Linked DNA regions of Mus musculus: region 2 is linked to region 1. A link is a loop called in an ENCODE intact Hi-C map of the cell type or tissue named here. Cell type or tissue: heart. All regions are shown on one strand. Each heading gives the region's core, and the rest is flanking DNA. Links, peaks and the distances in the headings are about the cores only. Region 1 holds the start of Nadk (NAD kinase). Region 2 overlaps Gnb1 (guanine nucleotide binding protein (G protein), beta 1).

What was found. A loop is a pair of places that touch in the nucleus more often than their neighbours do. Peaks named below come from ENCODE experiments on the same cell type or tissue, not always from the same donor. Only the 100,000 strongest peaks of a DNase experiment are listed, where the experiment ranks them.
Region 2: it touches region 1 in a loop (3-fold over the local background); 6 of 42 quality-filtered maps call a loop at or near these places.

What each region holds. Positions count from the first base shown.
Region 1 is chr4:155,561,985-155,567,363 of GRCm38, forward strand. It overlaps Nadk (NAD kinase), which reads left to right and starts at 1,831. Exons shown (of 12, transcript NM_001159637.1): 1 at 1,831-1,995. In heart, for the core only: a CTCF peak has its summit at 2,117; DNase peaks (open chromatin) are centred at 197, 987, 1,667, 1,797 and 1 weaker place; H3K4me3 peaks cover 2,646 bases; H3K27ac peaks cover 2,686 bases.
Region 2 is chr4:155,511,253-155,516,631 of GRCm38, forward strand. It overlaps Gnb1 (guanine nucleotide binding protein (G protein), beta 1), which reads left to right. Exons shown (of 12, transcript NM_001160016.1): 2 at 4,379-4,427. Among named protein-coding and RNA genes, the nearest start is that of Gnb1, 23 kb to the left of the region's middle. In heart, for the core only: a CTCF peak has its summit at 2,880; no DNase peak of the experiment used is centred there.

The DNA.
Region 1 (5,379 bases), core at 191-5,190:
CCACCTGCATAATCTAGGCCTTGCCCCCACTGTGTAAAACAGATTTCCCTAGCAACCACTGGACATCTGCTCTTTTAATTTAAGACTACACAGGTTACTTGGTATGTGACCTTGGACTGCAGACCATAGACTGGGTGCCTTTGCAGAAGAATATGACTGCTCCCACTCTGGATGTCTCTCCAGGTCTGCTGGCCATGTGCCTGCCATTTACCACTAGATACCAATCAAGTGTTATATAATACAATAGCAGCATAGTTACAGCCTTCGGTGGGTGTGGCTGGCGTTCACTCTGGGGAAGAAGTTAGGCTTACAAAACTCATGAGGAAGTTACAAAATTTAAGAAATCCCCGCAAATTCCCACCATCCTCCCTACCCACTATTTTCCGTCCCCACTGCATTGATGTGTTCTTTTTGGAAGGACAGCACACAGGTCTCAGGAGTTCCCACCAGAGAACATCCTGACTGCAGCAGGTATGGGGGGCTGTGGGGAAGCGTGGAGATTGGGCTATACAGGAAGGGCAATAGTGTGAACATCTTAAAACTACAGTGCTGGGAGTCGGGACTGCGAAAACACCTACTGGTGCACTGTGCACACTGGTGGATATCAATGCACGAGCATGTCCACCAGTTCAGCATATCCCTGGCTCAGCTACAAAGTCGGTGGCCTCCCTCTTTCCCTCCTTACAGCTGTGGGTGAGGCACGCTATTTACACAGTCGCTTCTCAACTATCAAGACTTTGTTTTTCTTTTTGAGATAGGGTCTCTAACTATGGTACCCCTGGCTGGCCTCGAATTCCTAGAAATCCGGAGCTCTCATCTCTGGGATTAAAGTAGTGAACCATTGTATCAACCAGCTGTCAGGTTTGTTACTTTCAGGCTCAAGTCCTTGCCAGTTGCCAAAGGGTGTCAGGTCACTGCTGGTGGGCCTGAGAGCCATATGAGCGCTGTCACCCGAGTTCTGCTTCTGAAAGATACCAGGTCCATGCGCTGGACATTAAGAACAACGTGGGAACAGGAGCCTGGCACGAAGCCCACCTTCCCACAAAGCTGGCCCGCGTTGTCCACATGGTCCTGGAGACCTCGCCAGCAAAAAGCAAACTGAGTGTGACGTAGGACAGGAATAAAGATCAGACCGCGAGGCAAGGAGGCAAAAGAAAGAAAGAAAGAAAGAAAGAAAGAAAGAAAGAAAGAAAGAAAGAAAGAAAGAAAGAAAGAAAGAAAGAAAGAAAGAAAAGGGAGAGAATCTGGTGGTTTTCTCTGTTGCTGCTGGGACTGAGCTTTTTGCCCCTCCTCGGTTACTCTTTTTTTTTTCTTTTTTTCTTTTTTTTCTCCCTCACCCTCTGCCCCGCCTCCCCTTCCGCCCCGACTCCTCCACCCTTTGGCCCCGCCCACTCTCCCGATCTTCCCCTTCCCTCCGGCTTAGTCTCCTTAGTTCCGTCCCTTTCCAGCTCTGCCCTCTTGCGACCTGTCCCTCCCACTCTGCCTGCCCCTTCTCCTACCCGTCTGCCCCTCCCCTTTCTCCAACCTTGGCCCCACCCCCCCGTGCTGTCTTCCGCTCCTTGTCCCCATCCCATTCCGCTATGCCCTGTTTCAGTTCCTTTGCCCCGCCTCCTACTCCTGTGTCCCGCCCACTTCCTCTCGGCCCCGCCTCCCCTTTGCCTCGCCCCTCCCTCTTCACGTCTCCCACCCCCCACCCCACCCCCCAGCCTCTGATCCTTGGCCTACAAAGGGTTTTGAAAAACCCGAAGTTTGCGTGCACGCCTGTGTAGGTGCGGCTGCGCCGCTCTCCCCACGTGCCCTGCAGCGCATGCGTGCGGGCTGCGCTTGCGCACTGACAGCCGCGGCGCAGCGGGGCTTGGTGGTGCCGGTCTCTGGACCGAGCGGCCATGGGGTGGCGGGCGGCTGGGTCGCTGAGAGCCAGGTAGCAGTAGGGCAGCAGGGACCGCCTGCTCGGCCCAGCATGTAGACGTCCACGCGGGCGCGCGGCAGCCGACGGTGAGTGCGGGGCCTGGGGTCGCCCTCTGCCCGGCGTCACTGGCCGGGACCCGTGAAGACAGGGTCACGGCGCCGGCCCTGCCCACCTGCCCGAGGCCGGGCGCTGGTGGCTCTGACGCGCCTCCCTGCGTCCGAACGTGGGTTGCAGCCAGGATGACGCGTGGTCTCGGGGAAGGAGCCTAAGGGACAGGTCTGAAGATCTGGTCCGGCCTTGGGTTTAGGGGGACGAGTCAGAGGTTCGGGTCCCGGGAGAAGCCATGTAGGCCGCCGTTCTGTTCTAAGCCAGTTCAGCGCGCAGCACCGCAGCCGAATCGGCTCCATTGGTCTTCCAGTGGGGCCTTAGCAAGCGCCAGAGACCTTGGCATGTGGGCAAAGTAGTCAGACGAGCGTTTTGTAAGCAATCGAGGTGTGAAACTCTCCAAAACCCCATCGTAAACTTGGTATCCAGTACTTGCCAGGAGCTTCCAAAGTCCTGAAGAGTCCATGGAGATGTTCCTAGAGGCTGCTGCCTCTCAGGATGTCACACTCACAGGCCGCTTGTCTTGGCCTCTGGCAGGTTTCTTCGTTATGGGAACAGGGCGTGCCCAGCGCAGTCCCAGGATCTGCCTTTGCTTGGCCAAGATCCGGCGTCTCTTTCCAGCTCTCCCAAGCAATGGGCTTTCTCCTGGCATTGATTCTGAATAGCGACTTGTTTTTCCTTTCTTGTTTGGGAAACTCTCTGTTTTGGTTCAAAACTTATTCGTTTGGCTTGCCTCTTGAGAAGAGTGTTATTCAAACTTATATTCATTGGTTTCATGTATCACTGTCAGTTTCCACGGGCCGGAAAGCTGGCATCCTCGCCTTGGTAATTAAAAGCACGGCACCTTCCCTCTGAACGTATTTGTCCTCAGCAGTGACTTCACTGTGACTTACACTGCCCATCTTGGGCTCTGGGACAGCCACGGGTGCCAATATACAGTATGACCAGGTAGCTTCTTCATTTGGAGGTGGCATCTCAGAATGCTTCTGCATTTTCTTCTTTGTAGATTTATTTATTAAAAACGATGCAGTTTTATTCATTTTTTTTCTTTTTCATCTTGTTTGAAGTGCTACAGGTCCAGCCCAGATCCTCACACAAGTGCTGTCCCACTGAGCCACAATCCATCCCCCACCCCTCCTTTTGGGTAGAAGTGGCTAACAGATAAAACAGCAGTACTTAAATGAATAGTTTAGCTCTCTAGGCATCACTTGGAGATGGAGAGAAGCAAGTGGTGGTTTTTTCCTTTTTTTTTTAATGGGAGTGGACACTTGCTACTCTACTGCTCATGAATGGAAGGAAGAGCTTCCAAGTGTTGGTTTTCTCCTCCTGCTCCATGGGCTCCATGGATCAAACCCAAGACATCAGGCTTGGCAGTAAGTGCCTTTGTCTACTGAGCCATGTCTCTGATCCTTCCTTTGTTTTTAGACATAACTTTATGTATGCCAAGCTGATTTCTAATTCCCTGTGTAGCCAAGGGTGACTCTGAACTTCTTGTCCTGTATGTTCCTCTGCATGTTGGGATTACAGGCATGAACCAAACCATATCCAGTTGGGCTTTTTCTTGTTTTAATGTGATGTTGGGATGAAGCCCAGGGCTTTGTGTGTGCAAGCACTGTACCAACTGAGCTCTTTTTCAAGCCTTGGGTGGTTTCACTCTTTTTTTTTCTTTCTTTCTTTCTTTTTTTTCCAGGGTGGAGGATGGAGTTCAAGACAGTGTTTCTCTGTCCTGGAACTCACTCTGTAGACCAGGCTGCCCTTGAACTCAGAGATCCCCTGCCTCTGACTCCTGAGTGCTGGGATTAAAGACGTCCGGGCACCACCACCCAAAGTCCTACTCTTAATGCTTTTTTTTTTTTTTTAAAGATTTATTTATTTATTTTATATGTATGATGCACCAGAAGAGGGCATCAGATCTCATTACAGATGGTTGTGAGCCACCATGTGGCTGCTGGGAATTGAACTCAGGACCTCTGGAAGAGCAGTCAGTGCTGTTAACCACTGAGCCATCTCTCCAGCCCCCACTCTAAGATTTACTTTATTTTGGATTTATGTGTATGCATGTGTGTTTGCGTGTGGTTATTATGTGCACACGAGTATGTGTGCCTTGGAGGCAGGAAGAGGGTGTCAGATCCCTTAGAGTTGGAGTTACAGATGGTTGAAAGCTGCCGGATGTGGGTGCTGGGAAGGAAGCTCAAGTTCTCTGGGAGCAGCAAGAGCCTTGTAACTGCTGAGGCTTCGCCCTCTCAGGTGTTGGGAATGGATTCATCTCCATCTTTACCTTGAATCTGTCTGTTTTCTGGTGTCGCAGCAAGAGGGAGATCCGTGCAAAATGCTCAGCACGCGGAGGAGGAGCCTTGGGAGGACAAGAGGGGTGGGCTTTGATCTCAGGCTCTGCTTTCTAGGACTTGTGAGATCTGTTTACAGTTACCACATGGCTCCTGCCCTCCTGAAGGCAGAGGTGTCGCTTTCAACCCCAGGAAACCATCCTACTTGTTTGTGATAGTTGCTTAGCTTATCATTGTCCTCTATTCTGATCCATGGCACCTGTCCTCCCAGGGCTACTGCATTGGGAACAAGTTCGTGAAAACAAATGATCGGGTTAAGGCAGAGACGGTACTAGCAATGTACGCCAGTGCTGTCCACGGTGCAGTGGAAAGGGCAGCAGCGCCTGACCACTTAGCCTTCTAGACCAGAGTGCCTCTCTTGGGTCTGTGAAACTATTCCACCACTAGATGGGTTCTGTGATCCCGTTCCTTAGAACTTTCCAGAAACAGCACACTTCTCTGACCTGTCTGCTAGCTTGGGTATCATTTATTTGTAGAAATGAGGTAGGTATTAGGTAATCACTAAACCTGGACTCTGTGGCTCACAGTAGTGATACCATCATGTTTGATACAGCAACACGTTGTCTCATAAAACAAATGAACAAGAACTGGAAACTTTTCCAACTTGGTATTAACTAATGAAGTTAAACATTTACCTGTTGCTTTCACTAATTTTCCTTCTTTTTATTTTTTTTCTCTCCATTTCTTCCTTCATTCCCTCTATTTTCAAAGACTCAGACTTTTGTCACACAGATTGCAGTCTTCCTCCTGCGTGCTGAGTGCTTGGGTCACGGGTACGCACCAACACACCTGGCTTCGCTTTTCATTTACCGCTTCTACATATATTTGAAGTTCACATGGAATTGAACGTTTGTATTACGTTTCTTGGGCTGACTCTCTGTGTGTTCATGCCTGCCTTTGGTTCCTGTTGTACATGAGCTTATTGACATTTTGATATCTTTCTTGCTACTCCATGATGGTGACTCAGTTCCTTTTCCAAGCCAGCCAAGCTACTCAACAATGAAAAAAATCCCAACAGGG
Region 2 (5,379 bases), core at 248-5,247, 51 kb before region 1:
ATGGATCCTCTGCACCCAAGTAAAAGCTTAGCGTGGTGGTGTAACAGAGTGCTGGGAGCAATGGAGATGTGGTGCCCTGTCTTGCCTTCAGATTGTCTGATAGAGAAATCTTGATTTCACATTTTAATGCAACCTGTAAAGAGCTTCTCAAGCATTCTGTTTCAGGATTGTGAGCACTAAGTGGCAGTACCATACAAATACCTTTAGAACTTAAAACCTCAAGATGTGTTACAGTGTATATGTACAAAGAGGCTTATCACATTCATATTTCATGATTTCATGAGCTCTATGGAGTCAAAACAGGACCAGTTGATTTTATTCAGACTCTTGACATGGTATCTGATCTTTAGGATAGTAGTTTAGTCCTTGGATTTTAACTTAATATAATCATGGGGACTAACTAGGCTACTCGACTAAGTAAGTATGGTACATTCATGACCACTGGACAGCTTAGTTCCTTTGTAGAGCCTTCTGTTACATGTTGGACTTGGAGATCTTACAGATGGCTCATCTGGTGAAGGTGCTTGCCACCAAGCCTGAGGACATGATTTTTTTGATTCCCAGGACTCAACTTGTTAGATGGAGAATGTACTCCTACAAGTGGTCCTCTGATTCCCACACATGTGCAATGGGTATGTTTGCTCCTGCACATTCTACTCCCCCCGCCCCCGCCCCCAATAAATGTAATTAAAACTTATAGAGGACCTGGCAGTGGTAGTACACTTGGGAGGCAGCATCCTGGTCTACAAAGTGAGTTCCAGGACAGCCGAGACTGAAAACTATACACACATCCCACACTTTGTGTGTGTGTGTGTGTGTGTGTATTTTTTTTTAAAACAAGGTATCCTGTTCTCTCTGTAGACAGCTATGTTCACTGTACATAGCCACATGCAGACACATAGTCATAACATGAAATTTAAAAGTCTAAAAACAGTTTTCAGAGTGGTGTGTGTAAGCACTGATGCCTGTTTTTAAAAAAAAAAAAATCAGTGAACATAGCCTGGCTTGGTGCACTTGGGTTTTGTTAATATAATTTGCCTTGGGTAGTTTTCCATGTTTTCTCCACTAAGACTGCAAAGATTTAAGTCTGTACTTGACTGTCTTAAGCAACTAGTACACTTTTACATTACACCATTATATTTTACATTACAGACACTCAAAAGTATTTCTTCCCTTTATTGGGTTTGAGTCAGGATTTCTCTAGGTAGCCCTGGGTGTCCTAGAACCTGCTCTGTAGACTGGACTAGGCTGGCCACGAACTTATTAGATCAGCCTGCCTCTGCTGGGATTAAAAGTGTGTACCATCATGCTCTGCTCAAATTTATTTCTTGAATAAATGAGTGTTTACAGGTTTTTATCAATAAATTATTTTAAAATAAAAGTTGAATTATCAAGTGTATATCAAACACCAGTATATATAAGACATCCAGAGATAGTCCTAACTGTTTACCCAGGATTCCAAGAAGCAACTAACACCGAAGGGCATAGGGTCCTTTTAAGGGCCAGGCACAGTTGGGCATGTGCTGGTCTGCAAGCTGCCGTTTATCTAAATAGCTGTGCTTCCCAGTAAGTGAGTATCAGGGTACTTTAAAAGTTCTCTTACTGAGTTTTCTTATACAGTTAATGACAATTTTGTATTTACTCTCAAATCTGTAATTTGAGTGTTACTTATTTAAATTTTAATTAAAATAGTTTTATAATTTTCTTTTTTGACATTAGAGGTGGAACCTAGGGCCTTTTGTATACTAACCCTGAACCATAACTCAGCCATTTTAACCTTTGAAATTTATACCATTTACTTCTAGTTTCCATAGTGGGCTACTTTCTTTCTAAAAGGGAAAGCTAGTATCTTGTCGTGTGTTTTTGCCACCTGTCTTTGCCACATGTATCTCAGCAACAGTGTCCTGCTGTTGGCTCAGTCTTTCCTTGCTCAGAGTGGTGTTTTTGCCAGTCTGTCTACCTGCCTGCCTACATGGCTTTATGGATCTTAGTTCTATGGAGGTTCCTATGGACTGGGCAGCAGATCGAGGCTCTCAGTATTTTCAGCATGTAGGCATCTGTAGGCATCTGTAATGTACCTCACTTTCCCACTGTACCACAGACTAGATAAACTGTGTGGGAACATATTGGGTATTGGATTCGATTTTATTAAATTCGGGTTTTCCCAGTTTTCTTTAAGGATGGTATTTCCAGTTTGCCCTTACCTTTCTGTGGGAGTAGGAGTCTTACCCTAGGTTCTGATTCCTACAGGCTGGTTAATCCACGGAAGAAACTGCAGTTGGATCTTATTTTAACCACAAATAAGTCAACTTTGATGGCTTGAGGCAGAGCTATTGGGACAGTTAAGCAGTATCTTTGTCCGGTGAGGAGTAACATGGCCACAAGATTGGCAGATGTCACCTTGTATGATGGTGGTTACCTAGTGTCTTCTGAAAGACTAGAGTACTTGAACCCCCTAGAGACTCTTTGTGTTTCAGATAGAACAGATTGTGATTTGTCCCTTTATAAAATGCCTAGGAAGATCTTTCTGTAGAGATTGGGATAATTATGGCCCTTACTTTGTAGAGGAATTCTTTCGTGGGGAGGGTTAGAGACAGGGTTTCTCTGTGTAGCCCTGGCTGTTCTGGAACTCACTCTGTAGACCAGGTTGGCTTTGAACTCAGAGATCCATCTGCCTTTGTCAATCTAGTGCTGGAATCCAGATATGTGCTACCAGCACCTGACTATAGAGGAATTTTTTTTTTAAAGATTTATTTATTTATTATATGTAAGTACACTGTAGCTGTCTTCAGACACTCCAGAAGAGGGAGTCAGATCTCGTAATGGATGGTTGTGAGCCACCACGTGGTTGCTGGGATTTGAACTCCGGACCTTCGGAAGAGCAGTTGGGTGCTCTTACCTGCTGAGCCATCTCACCAGCCTTATAGAGGAAGTTTTACCTTGGGCTGCAGCTAGGCTAGTGGTGCTGCTGTAACAGACATTAGAAGTTGGGATCTGCTGTACCACTGCCAGCTGCCGAACAACTCACCCTCCCCAAAGAACAACTTCACCTTGAATAAACCAGGGTGAGGTGGATATGGCGACACACACTTTTAATTCCTGTATTCAGGAGGCAAAGGCAGGCTGGTCTATATAGCAAATTTCCAGGCTAGACAGAGCTACATAGTGAAACCCTGTTTCAAAAACAAAAACCCCTCAGAAACAAAATGCTTAAAAAAAAAAAATGCTTGGGAGGCAGAGGCAGAGGCAGGTGAATTTTGAGTTCCAGAACAGCTAGAGCTATACAGAGAAACTCCATCTCAAAGAATAAAAAATAAGTAAGCATCAGGGTGCCAGGTTAAGACCCTGCTTCAGATGAAGGCTTTGAGGGTTCTTCAGGCTTGTACTTACGGGACCTTTTCAGAGAAGATTTGTGGAGGTGGATGTAGCTTTTACTGATTAAAAGCTTCCCCCACTTCCACTTTAACTCCCACCTTTTCTTTTTTGAAGAATTCACATAATAGAAAATTAAAGCATTTTAAAGAGAATGATTTAGTAGCACTTAGTGTATCCACAATATTGCACAACTATCTCCCTACCTAATTTTATATTTTTGTCACCCCAAAAGGAAGCCCTAGAGGTAACACAGTAAAATTTCACTTTCCATACATGGCCCCTGGCAACTCCTAAGCTTCTGTCTCTATGGAATTGCCTAGCGTGGATGGCCCGACATCCACATGGACTCATCTACTGTGTGCATGGCTCTGTGAGAGTAGGCAGGTAGGCAGGGCAACTTTTGGGAGCTGGTTCTCTTCTACCTGGTATGGATGGCTTCCAGAGATTGAACTCATTAGGCTTGGCAGCAAGTTTCTTTAGCCACTGAGCCATCTTGCCAGTGCCTGTCTCTCTGTTTATTGTGTTTTTGTGATTTATTGCCTTCCTTTTCTTTCTCTCCCTTCTTCTTTCCCTCCCTTTCTCCCTCCCTCCCTCCATTCAGAGACAGCACTGTGTAGAACAGGCTGATCTTGAACTCAGATCTGAGCACTGTTTTTAAAGGCATGTGCCACCATATCTGCTCTCCATTTTTTATCATTCATGGCTTAGCATTTGTTTGGTTTGTTTTTTTGAGACAGGGTTTCTCTGTGTACCCTGACCTGAAACTCACAGAGATCCACCCATCTCAGCTTCCAAAGCTCTGGGATTGAAGGGTGCACCACTGCTGTCCAGCTACTTCTTTATTTTTCAATGTTAAGAAAATTAGATGCTTTAATGAGTAAAGCAGTTTGTTGGGGGAGAAGGTAGTAAAGAGGTTGATTTGTGTGCTCTTTCCTAAAATGTAGCTACTATTAACTGTTAGCACAGCCCCAATATGATAGAGCAACCTTTTCTGTTGTTACAGATAGACTTACATGTGTGGGAAACCAGACCAGAAACACTTCTGAGTCAAGGTAACTTCACATATATAATTGTTTTGTGTGTGTGTGTTTGTTTGTTTTGTGAGTGTTTTGATGGGGTGGAGGTTAAGAGGGTCTCACTATGTAGCTCTGCATGTCCTGAAACTCACAGAGATGGGCCTGCCTCAGCCTCCTAAATGCTGGGATTAAAGGTATGCTCTATGTCTCTGTGCTCTGGGAGAGCAATTAGTGCTTTTAACCTTAGAGTCATCTTTCCAGCCCTTAAAAAAAAAGATTTATTTGTTTTTATTTTATGTGTATGGATGTTTCACCCACATGAGTGTATCTGTACACTGCATGCATGTAGTGAGCGCCTTTGGATGCCAGAGGGGCATTGGGTCCTCCTCCTTGGTATTACAGCGCAGCCCAGATCAGCCTTCAAGTCACAGCAGCCTCCTGCCTCAGTCTCTTAGAATGCTGAGATCATAAGTGTAAATCATCAGCATCTACCATTTCTCTATTTAAAATTGTATTTGTGTGTGTGTCCATGCATGCCTATAAAGTGCAGAGATTGATGTCAAGTGCCTTCCTCGATAACCCTTCAGCTTTTTTCTAAGTTTTATTTTTAATTGTATGTACGTATGTATATTTCTATGTATGTATATTTCTGTGTGGGTATTTGCATTTGAGTACAGGTGCCCTGAGAGGCCAGAGGGTTCAGATAGCTTGAACCTGAATTAAACTCAAGTCTTCTACAAGAGTGGTATGTATTCTTAATGTCTGGGAAATCTCCCAGGACCTCCACCTTAGTTTTTTGAAACAGGATCTTTCAAAACTAATTCTAGGGCTCACTGATTCAGTTTCACCTACATCCCAGGCTGAGTGACTGGCAAGTAAGTTTCAGCTATTTGTTTCTGGTTTTCCAGTGCTGGAAATATAGGCAGTCACTATCATGCCCAGTTTTCTACATGGATCTGGATCTGAACTCAGGAGTTCACGCTTGTGT